2 separate regions of the Homo sapiens genome follow, and region 2 is linked to region 1. The links are chromatin loops, found by intact Hi-C in ENCODE. Cell type or tissue: CD14-positive monocyte. All regions are shown on one strand. Region 1 holds the start of TAS2R3 (taste 2 receptor member 3). Region 2 overlaps MGAM (maltase-glucoamylase).

Evidence for each region. Peaks named below come from ENCODE experiments on the same cell type or tissue, not always from the same donor. Only the 100,000 strongest peaks of a DNase experiment are listed, where the experiment ranks them.
Region 2: a loop joins it to region 1, with 2.0 times the contacts of the local background. A loop is called at or near these places in 2 of 110 quality-filtered maps.

Annotation. Positions count from the first base shown.
Region 1 is chr7:141,762,639-141,767,638 of GRCh38, forward strand. TAS2R3 (taste 2 receptor member 3) reads left to right here and starts at 1,459. Exons shown (of 1, transcript NM_016943.2): 1 at 1,459-2,559. The coding sequence starts at 1,521. The coding sequence ends at 2,471. In CD14-positive monocyte, no CTCF peak of the experiment used is centred here; no DNase peak of the experiment used is centred here.
Region 2 is chr7:142,027,683-142,032,682 of GRCh38, forward strand. MGAM (maltase-glucoamylase) reads left to right here. Exons shown (of 71, transcript NM_001365693.1): 10 at 1-53; 11 at 2,680-2,811; 12 at 2,959-3,075; 13 at 3,998-4,111. Among named protein-coding and RNA genes, the nearest start is that of MGAM, 34 kb to the left of the region's middle. In CD14-positive monocyte, CTCF peaks have their summits at 2,824 and 3,024; DNase peaks (open chromatin) are centred at 2,799 and 3,399; H3K4me3 peaks cover 896 bases; H3K27ac peaks cover 1,350 bases.

The DNA of each region.
Region 1 (5,000 bases):
GCACTACCCAGTATCTATTGTCCCTTCTGTATTTATAGAACCCAGATGTGACAGGGTGCACAGCACATGTACTGCATTCCTGTTCTTTTCAGTTAGGGGTTGCCAAGGGGCTATAGGCAGAAGTCACTTGGTGATGCTCTCAGGGAACTTTCTATATGAGTTACTCTTGGGAGGCGTATCCTGTGTGCTTCCCCAGACTCTCGTCCTACAGCATTTTCTTTTTTGTCTGAAATGTGGACATTTCATGGCTGGATTTCCAGTTGCCATCTTGGACCATGAGGCAGTCTTCAGAATGGAAGGTAGAAGAAGCTGGGATCTGCAATCACTATGCAACCACCATACCAGCCTGGACAGTTTGCCTCTGGACTGCTTTGGGAGACAAAAATATACCTCTCCTCTAAGCCATTTACTTGTGTTGTGTACTTAAACCTAATTCTTTCTTATTCATATATTGTTGACTTTATCTCCGTATACATGAGCAACTCTTTACTCTTATCTTTCTCTTACATGACCTTTCACGGCAAGTAGAAGTAAAATCTTTTCTTTATTCCCACAATCCTTTAGGTTTTAAACTAATGTCTCATTAAATTTAGGGAAGGGAGTAGGACATAAAAAGTATACAAACCTTAGCAATTAGCTTTAAAAAGAGTCAACATAAGCATACTTTAATACAAACTACGTACTGCTTAATTCTGCATATAGTCCTGAATGAAGATCCTTAATTAATAGCCGCTTGTTAAATAGAGGAGCTCTTAGGTTAAGAACAGAAGTATTGTTCTTATGCCTCCCTGGACAGTATTATAGCAGACTAGCAATCCAGAGTGGGTCTGAGACTTCCCACTGCAAGTCCAAGTTCGGGATGTAAGCTTGGCCACTTTCTGGTGAGGCTTCTCTTGCTAGCTTATAGCTTACAGCCATCTCTCTGCATGTAAGCCAGGCTCCAAGGGGCATGCCTTTTAATTCTAATCCATGATCAATGGCACTGAACTTTTACAATTTTATGCACTTAAACCTCACTCCAGGTGGATAGTGGCTCCTAGTGGAATTCCTTTTCTGTATCTCTGAGTCCTCCCTCCTGAGGAATGAGACTTTTTACTCTTCTGAGTAATTCTGAGCCGCCTCCATTTGGTGCCGCTCATCTTTCTGTTTTGGGTAACTCAGAGCCCTACACCCTTTGAAACTGAGTCCAAGTCCTCCATCATCTTTGTGACCTAGATCTCTTCCTTCTCTATGTGACACTGGACACTACTCATTTGCATTTTAGCAAAGAGCTGCAAAGTTTAGGTTCATTGATGGAATATGACAATCCATATCATCTGTGAAGAGGACAGACTAACCTGAAAGAGCCAGAGAGGATTTCCTAAATTGTGCTCTACGACAGACTAAATTGGGCAGAGACAAGAGACAGGTACAGTGAAGCAACAGGTAGAGGAGTAGATTAACGAGAAAAATATCACATCAGTGAGGAGATTCTATGTATCAACAGAAAGAACAAAGATCAGGGCTGCCTAATTGCTGACATGATGGGACTCACCGAGGGGGTGTTCCTGATTCTGTCTGGCACTCAGTTCACACTGGGAATTCTGGTCAATTGTTTCATTGAGTTGGTCAATGGTAGCAGCTGGTTCAAGACCAAGAGAATGTCTTTGTCTGACTTCATCATCACCACCCTGGCACTCTTGAGGATCATTCTGCTGTGTATTATCTTGACTGATAGTTTTTTAATAGAATTCTCTCCCAACACACATGATTCAGGGATAATAATGCAAATTATTGATGTTTCCTGGACATTTACAAACCATCTGAGCATTTGGCTTGCCACCTGTCTTGGTGTCCTCTACTGCCTGAAAATCGCCAGTTTCTCTCACCCCACATTCCTCTGGCTCAAGTGGAGAGTTTCTAGGGTGATGGTATGGATGCTGTTGGGTGCACTGCTCTTATCCTGTGGTAGTACCGCATCTCTGATCAATGAGTTTAAGCTCTATTCTGTCTTTAGGGGAATTGAGGCCACCAGGAATGTGACTGAACACTTCAGAAAGAAGAGGAGTGAGTATTATCTGATCCATGTTCTTGGGACTCTGTGGTACCTGCCTCCCTTAATTGTGTCCCTGGCCTCCTACTCTTTGCTCATCTTCTCCCTGGGGAGGCACACACGGCAGATGCTGCAAAATGGGACAAGCTCCAGAGATCCAACCACTGAGGCCCACAAGAGGGCCATCAGAATCATCCTTTCCTTCTTCTTTCTCTTCTTACTTTACTTTCTTGCTTTCTTAATTGCATCATTTGGTAATTTCCTACCAAAAACCAAGATGGCTAAGATGATTGGCGAAGTAATGACAATGTTTTATCCTGCTGGCCACTCATTTATTCTCATTCTGGGGAACAGTAAGCTGAAGCAGACATTTGTAGTGATGCTCCGGTGTGAGTCTGGTCATCTGAAGCCTGGATCCAAGGGACCCATTTTCTCTTAGAGTAACAGAGGGCATGGGGTGGAGCCCTTGAGCCTTTTGGCCTGGCTCAAGACTACAGGACTCTTCCTGACCTTCCTATGTTACCAGTTCCATAACATCAGTAGGAGAGAAACACTGACTGCTTTGCCCCTGGTCCCTGGGCACTTGTTCCAAGGTGAAAGCCACGCTTCTCACAGCCTCTCTCTGTATGGTGGTTGCGGAGGTGGGGAGGGTGCAGGAGTAGTAGTCTTGGAAATGACCATGTCGTAAGAACACTCTCACTATAAACATATGGTGCTGTATTTTAATAATCATCAGCTCGACATAATGAGTCTGATTACTAGTTTCAACTTAAATTAGATACTAACAGTGATAAACATAAAATTACATAGTAGACTTGAAGGAAAGAGCAAAAGCTTTGCAGTCCTATAGATGTGGGTTTGAATTCTGATTCTGGCCAAGATTTTTGGCCTCTGGTGAGTTACTTTAATTACCTGTCTGATTCCCTCTTCTGATCCCTACTGGCCATTTTAGCACAGTGTGTTGTGTACAGTACTCAGTAAGTGAAGGCTATTATTGCGCTAATATTGGATTGTGCAGCAACAGCAATTTCCATATGATTCCAGTTCCCACAAACACATTGTGTAATGATGAAAACAGTGGAAAGAAAATCAAGACCTTTAGATTCTAGATTCCAATTCAATCTTGCATTTCATGATCATTTTGCTAAAGTACATTTTCAAGTAATTATTTTGTAGATTGGGCAAAAGACCAAGTAGTTTTGTTTTTATTTTTGACCAAGATGCCTACCTGGTTTTAAAATTACAGTTTTATCAAATGTAATATAAGTGAATTTTGTAAGTTTAATCACTTTTATTTAAATAGAAGTATATAGGCATTGATTTACTTCCTGTTATTTACAATTTTGACATGTCAATGAAAAGATATTGCTTAATATCCTGAAGAATTCTCAAATTTGTAAACATATTCAGTTAATACACATGGCATTATTCAGAAATGTGTATTTCTAGCCCTAATGGGACTCTCAGAAGTGGACTGTTGTGGCTAAGAATGTAGACCCTGAAATTAGACAATCTGTGTTTAAATCTGGCTTTGGCCCTTTTGAACTGGGTGACCTTGGGGAAACTTCTTAACCAGTCTCTATTTAACTTTCTTCACCTGTAAAATAGAAATAGTAATTTGTGTGTGTGTGTGTGTGTGTGTGTGTGTGTGTGTGTGTGTGTGTGTTGGGATAAAGTTGTTGGAAGGAATGAGTGAATTAACACATGGGAAGTGCTTAGAGTTCTACATGGAACAAACACACAATAAAACTGCTATCGTTGTTGTTATTTTGTGAAAAGGAGCATACTTTGACATAATAAAAAGGAGTATATTTGGACATAGCATGAATGTCCATTACATTACTGGACATTTGGTCATATGTAACCAGAAATTGACATTAGGGTTGTTCTGGGATTTATATGTTAATTCCTAAAATGATGGGAATAAAATTTCCTTTGGTCTGCACAGTTTGCATTATCCCATTGGATTAAACACCTCCACAACCAGCAAGTGAGGGTTCAGGAGAAAAACCATATTACTGATAGATAAAATAAAGAACTGACTTGTTTTCATCACATTTGAGCTTGTAGAGTGAGTAAATTTTGTTAGCCCCACTATCATTAAATTGTCATTGTGACTTGGTGGAGCTTGGCCAACGGTCTGAGCAAGATTTCCAGGTTAACTCTGAAATACATATTTTCAGGAGTTGATGAGTGGAGTTTCTTGGCTATGTTCTGTCTGGTGTCAATTTCCATTTGTGGCCAGACAGTGTATTCATAGCCAGAGAGGAAAGATTTCTGAATTGTCCTTGGCTTTTCAGGCTTCTCCCCTTATTGCCCAGCTAGCAGATCCCCTTGAGAAAGGGATGAGTTCTGCCTAGCTTCTGGATGTTGCTGTAATATTCCAGGAATGAATACATGGTTCACTTCATTTTGATTCTGGCCAACCTTGATTCCAGTTCATTCCTTCCTGCCACAAACATTTATTTAACACTTATTGTGCACCAAGCACTGTACGAGACCAAGCACTGCACGAGACGCTTGTTCCTTGAACACTGTTCTGTTCTCAAAAACATTACTTAGTGCGTAATATAGACACAGAAACAAGTATTTAATTGCTGCATCACTGAAACACGTGCTTCAGGTACAATAAAGGGATCATCCGATCTTGAGGGTCCTGATGCAGGTGATCTTTGTGTCTAGACCCCTTTTGTGGCAGCCTTGAAAATGTGCGCTCGGATCTCTGCTGTGGAGGCACAATTGGCTGATGGCTCCAGCTTTGGAGATCCACTACCTTGAGGCCACATCTCCTGCAGGCTTCTCCCAGCCAGTGGTGGAGCACTGTGGAGTACTAAGGCAGGTCTGTTTTGCTGAGACATGCGACTCCTCTAACAGGCAATTTTGGCCAAGGACTCTGCATCAGCTTGGTCGAAGTTTTCTTGGACCTCTACTGCACTTTAGAACTCTCTCTACCCAATTATTCCATACC
Region 2 (5,000 bases), 270 kb after region 1:
TAGACAACATGAGGGAAGTCGTGGAGAGAAATCGCGCAGCACAGCTCCCTTATGTAAGCAAGGTTTTCAACAGTTCTCCAAAAGTAAAGAAATTCCCTTGAAGAAAAAGAAAAACTGTTTATATTTTCTCTCCCTGAGTTTAATTGATTTATTTATTTGGTAATGAAAGGAGTTTTAGATATTCAGAATACTAGACATTTTTTTTTTTGTTGGACCAGTAATTTTTTCAAGGAACCATTGTTCTTTATAGTATGAAATAGATTGGGAGACCATAATTATGTGTTGGGAGGCAATCTGTTTTTGTCTCTATTTTTCTTATTATGTATTTTATTAGTAAACTTTTTTTGTGCTTACTGTATTGACTACATTTTACAGGTGTTTTTATTTGAGTTTTCAAGGCATTTGTCTCTTTAGCTTGAATTGTAGCATTTTAATGCTTCTCAGTATGGATTTTCTTGCCTTACACATGTTCTTGGTTTGCTTTGACTCAAAAGTGTCATGGCAGGGACTTACCATAAAAGTTGTATCATATTTTCAGAAATTCCTCTAAGATTCTGGCATAAGATTTCATGTCTAAATTCTTAGGTTCTTAGGTTTAGTGTCAGGTCAAGAATGATGCAGATCCCCAGGCTCCCTACCTATGTTTTAACAGATATTTTAAAGAGGAATTGAGGAAGTGGAGTAGTTCTAGACCCCATGAATTTAGTTCAAACTAATTATATTGCTAGAACAACCATGAGCCATCTGGGTTAGCATCATTTTTTTTCACAGATAGTAAATTGAGGCTGTCAGGGGAAATACTATGACCAAGACCACATAGGTAATTGATGACAGAACAAATACTGCATGTGACTACATGGATGTGAAAAATAATACAAGTTTCAGGTCCATGTGTTTTTACATTGATATTTTGATTACTATTAAATTGGGAATAAGCAAAATTTGCCTTTCTCTTTAGAGTGGTCATTTTGCCATTGAAGCTGAGCTTCAGTAGACATTTTGTAATTTGACGGAAAGATAGTCCATAAATATGATGTGTAAAAGAAAGTGCTTAATGGAATTGAGATTCAAAAAGCCTAGGAACACTGAGGAGATGGGGGAAGCAGAAAGTCAGGGCAGATAAAGACGTTTGGGTGGATGAATTCACTCTCAATTTGGCTGCGAGTCCCACTACTCATTCTCCAGCATGACGTGTCTTTATGCATGTGGGGGTGGGTTGGGGGAGGGATAACAGAAAAAGTGGTAAAAGCAGGACTGAGCCAAAGGACAATTAACACAGCCACCATAATAATGAGTGCTACAACGTGGTGAACTCTCGTGGCAGGCAGTGTGCTACATGCCTTCTTTAGTTATCTCAGCAACTCCATTTTACTATTAGAATTCCATTGGCTGGGCACAGTGGCTCACACTTGTAATCCCAGCACTTGGGAAGCCAAGGCAGGCAGATCACGAGGTCAGGAGTTCGAGACCAGCCTGGCCAACACAGTGAAACCCCGTCTCTACTAAAAATACAACAACAACAAAAAAATTAGCTGGGCATGGTGGCAGGTGCCTGTAATCCCAGCTATTCGGGAAGCTGAGACATGAGAATCACTTGAACCCTGGAGGTGGAGGTTGCAGTGAGCTGAGATCGTGCCACTGTATTCCAGCCTGGGCAACAGAGCTAGACTCAGTCTTGAGGGAAAAAAAAGGACTCCATTTAAGATTAGAAATCCCATTTAATATTAGAAAACTAGGGGAACTAGTTTTCAAGCCCAGATCTCTAACATCATAGAGGTCATCTCTTTTTTTATGCCATTTTCCTTACTTATAGATAGACATTTCCTTTTTAAGTGATCCAGGAAATGAAAGAATTGGACTGTTACTGCTGCCTAGTGGTGTGAGATGTGAGAGGGAGTGTTTAGACAGGGAATTGAACACTATTACCTGAGTTCAGTATACATGTCAAAATCTGTCACATTTAAGTGAATGAAAGGATATAGTATGGACATGTAATAAAACATTTTTGTACTTTGAATGGCTAAGTTTGAATGTACCTATGATATTGGATACTATTGGGAGTGAAATTTAACAAGAGATGCAAAGGGAAAAGCTCAGTAGTCTTCTAGAATAATCCTCTTCTCTCCCCCACTCTATTCCATTGGAGACAAACCTAGGTTGTAGAGAAGGGTACATTTTATTCTGGGCTTCACTGTTTATACAGGTAAAATTGGGATAGCATAAACAACAAAGATGTGGGGTAGAAGCGAAGTAACAAAATAAAATGTGGGGTAGTAAAATGAGGGAGATGTGGGAGAGAGACAGTCTCTTCCCTTCTTTATCTTGTGAATAGGGTGAAATTTAGGTCATTTCTTAGGTGGATATGTCTGATTGTCTTAGGGGTTTGTCATAATTGGTGTTGCTTGCTTGATTGGTTTTTAATGCCAGAGTGCCAGGCAAGGATTGGATGATGCAGTTAACCTGATGGCAGGGAGGGGGCCAAGCCCTAGGGAACCAACCAGTCGTGTGTTTTTGAAATCAACATTGGAAAAGAAGTACTCAGATGCCAGGAACTGATTAAGAACTCTATTTAGAGCCCAGAACAGAGTTGTTTATCCTGAATAATAACAGTGAAAATTTGATTTCATTTTACTATGGAAATTCCTAGGTGCTAATTGTGGACTTTGTATATTCTTTCAGGATGTTCAGCATGCTGATATTGATTATATGGATGAGAGAAGGGACTTCACTTATGATTCAGTGGATTTTAAAGGCTTCCCTGAATTTGTCAACGAGTTACACAATAATGGACAGAAGCTTGTCATCATTGTGGTATGTACTGCCCTCTTTCCACCAAATTAGGTATTTGCTCCTCCGTATCATACACCCATCTCTCCTGCTTTCTCCCCCAGTTCCCAGTCTCCTTTCAGTGCCTCCGGTTTCCAGCTAGTTTGTTCATTGTATTCTTCCTATTTTTAGGATCCAGCCATCTCCAACAACTCTTCCTCAAGTAAACCCTATGGCCCATATGACAGGGGTTCAGATATGAAGATATGGGTGAATAGTTCAGATGGAGTGACTCCACTCATTGGGGAGGTAACTTAATGGGAAGGCTGGAGGCTGGTGGAGGGGCTGCATAGGGGTGTTTGAATGTGTCTGTGTGTGTGTGTGTGTGTGTGCATGTAATTGTTTTATTGTACATTTTCAGTATATTTATATATGCTGGGGATAAATTCTCCTCTGCCCTTTCATGCCCAAGTGCAAGCCGGCCATCGTAGCTTTTTGATTCCCTTCACAGCCAAGTAAGTCCCTTTAAACAACAGCTCACACACTGAGTGTCCACTTTCTCACCTCCCACACACTCTGCAGCTGACTGTGGTCTCCTTCCTTCCCCCCTCACTTCCCTGATACCGCTCTGGCAAAAAGCACCCGTTACTTTCTCACTGGTAAGTCCAGCGGAACTGTTTCATACCTCTTCTTACTCAATTTTCCTGCATTATTTGACAAGTGTACCCACTTCTTTCTCAAATGTTTGTTTGTCCTTGTTTTTTCAGGAAGGTGTTATCTGCTTGTTCACTTCTAAGGCCTCTGATGACCTTTTCAGAGTATAGTGTCTGGGGGAAATTGGATAGGAAAGAAAGAGAGAAAAGTAAATGATGTTAGAATCCACAGCTTATAGTGGACTAGCTGAAATTTACACAATGCTCTTCCCCCATTTACTATTCCCAGAATTAAGAACAAAGAAGTGTAGAGAGTTAAAGATGACTAAGTTAGACAATGCCTTTATCCACGAATTTATTCATTAAGGACTTAAACATTTTTTTAAATGCATATTTCTTCGAGTGACCCTGGCATTTATTTTAAGTATTGTGAGCACCGCACCTTCTTAACTAAAAAGGATATGTTCCTGGGTACCTCGGTTGCTGTGATCATATTAGGAATTTCTTTGCAAAGTACTTTCCTTTAGTCTATATTTGTTTAATTTACTCTTACCAGTGTTTTTCTTTTTCTCCTGAAGGTCTGGCCTGGACAAACTGTGTTTCCTGATTATACCAATCCCAACTGTGCTGTTTGGTGGACAAAGGAATTTGAGCTTTTTCACAATCAAGTAGAGTTTGATGGAATCTGGATTGTGAGTTGTTTACACTTGGATTATTAGGTGACAAATATTCAAATTGTGTATATCTGTATCTGTATCTTTGAGTCACAGAGCATAGGGAGAGGAGGAGGAGAAGAAAGGAAGTATAACAATCACTCTCAATATTCACTCTCTTACTATTTAAATAATCTTGCTAAAACACATAGCTTAGAATAAAAATCAAAATGTTAGAGCTGAAAGGAAACTCAGAATTTTTTTTCCCAAGTCTAGCTCTTTTTTTTTTTTTTTTTTTTTACGAAGGAATGAGCTGAAGTCAGAATAGGTCATGTACTCCTTACATTGTTGCAAAGTATACAAATTGTTCAATTGCTAGTTGAAGACTCTTCCTTTTGGACATGTTGAACAAATTGATCAGAGCCAAAGTACTCAGGTGCATGAACAAACTATGCCTGTGGTAAAGAAAAATGTCTCATATGATGTCAGATGAAAGAAAGTAACCTAACTGAGGGTTAGCAAAATTTAGGGAGCTCCAGAGTTGAAACTTTTTCTTTTTCTAAGAGAACTGTAGAAAATTCAAACAATACAGAGAGTTAAAAAGATAAAAGCAAAAATCCTCTTAAATTATAGCAACTAAAGACATTTATTATCGATACGTTGGAATGCATCTTTCTAGACCTTTATGTGCTCTCTCTCTCCTTTTCTCTCCACATATATGTTTATATGTATTTATATGTATATGTATTTACAGTTATATTTCGATATATGGAAAAATGTATAAGTTGAAACATGTCATCATATAAATTGAAACTTTTTTCACCTGATATGTTTGGGAATTGTTCATTTTCAGCGATTATAGACATATTATTTGAAGAGAGGTTAAGAACCTTCTTCATGAAGCCTTCAGTGGGTAGACAAGACAAGA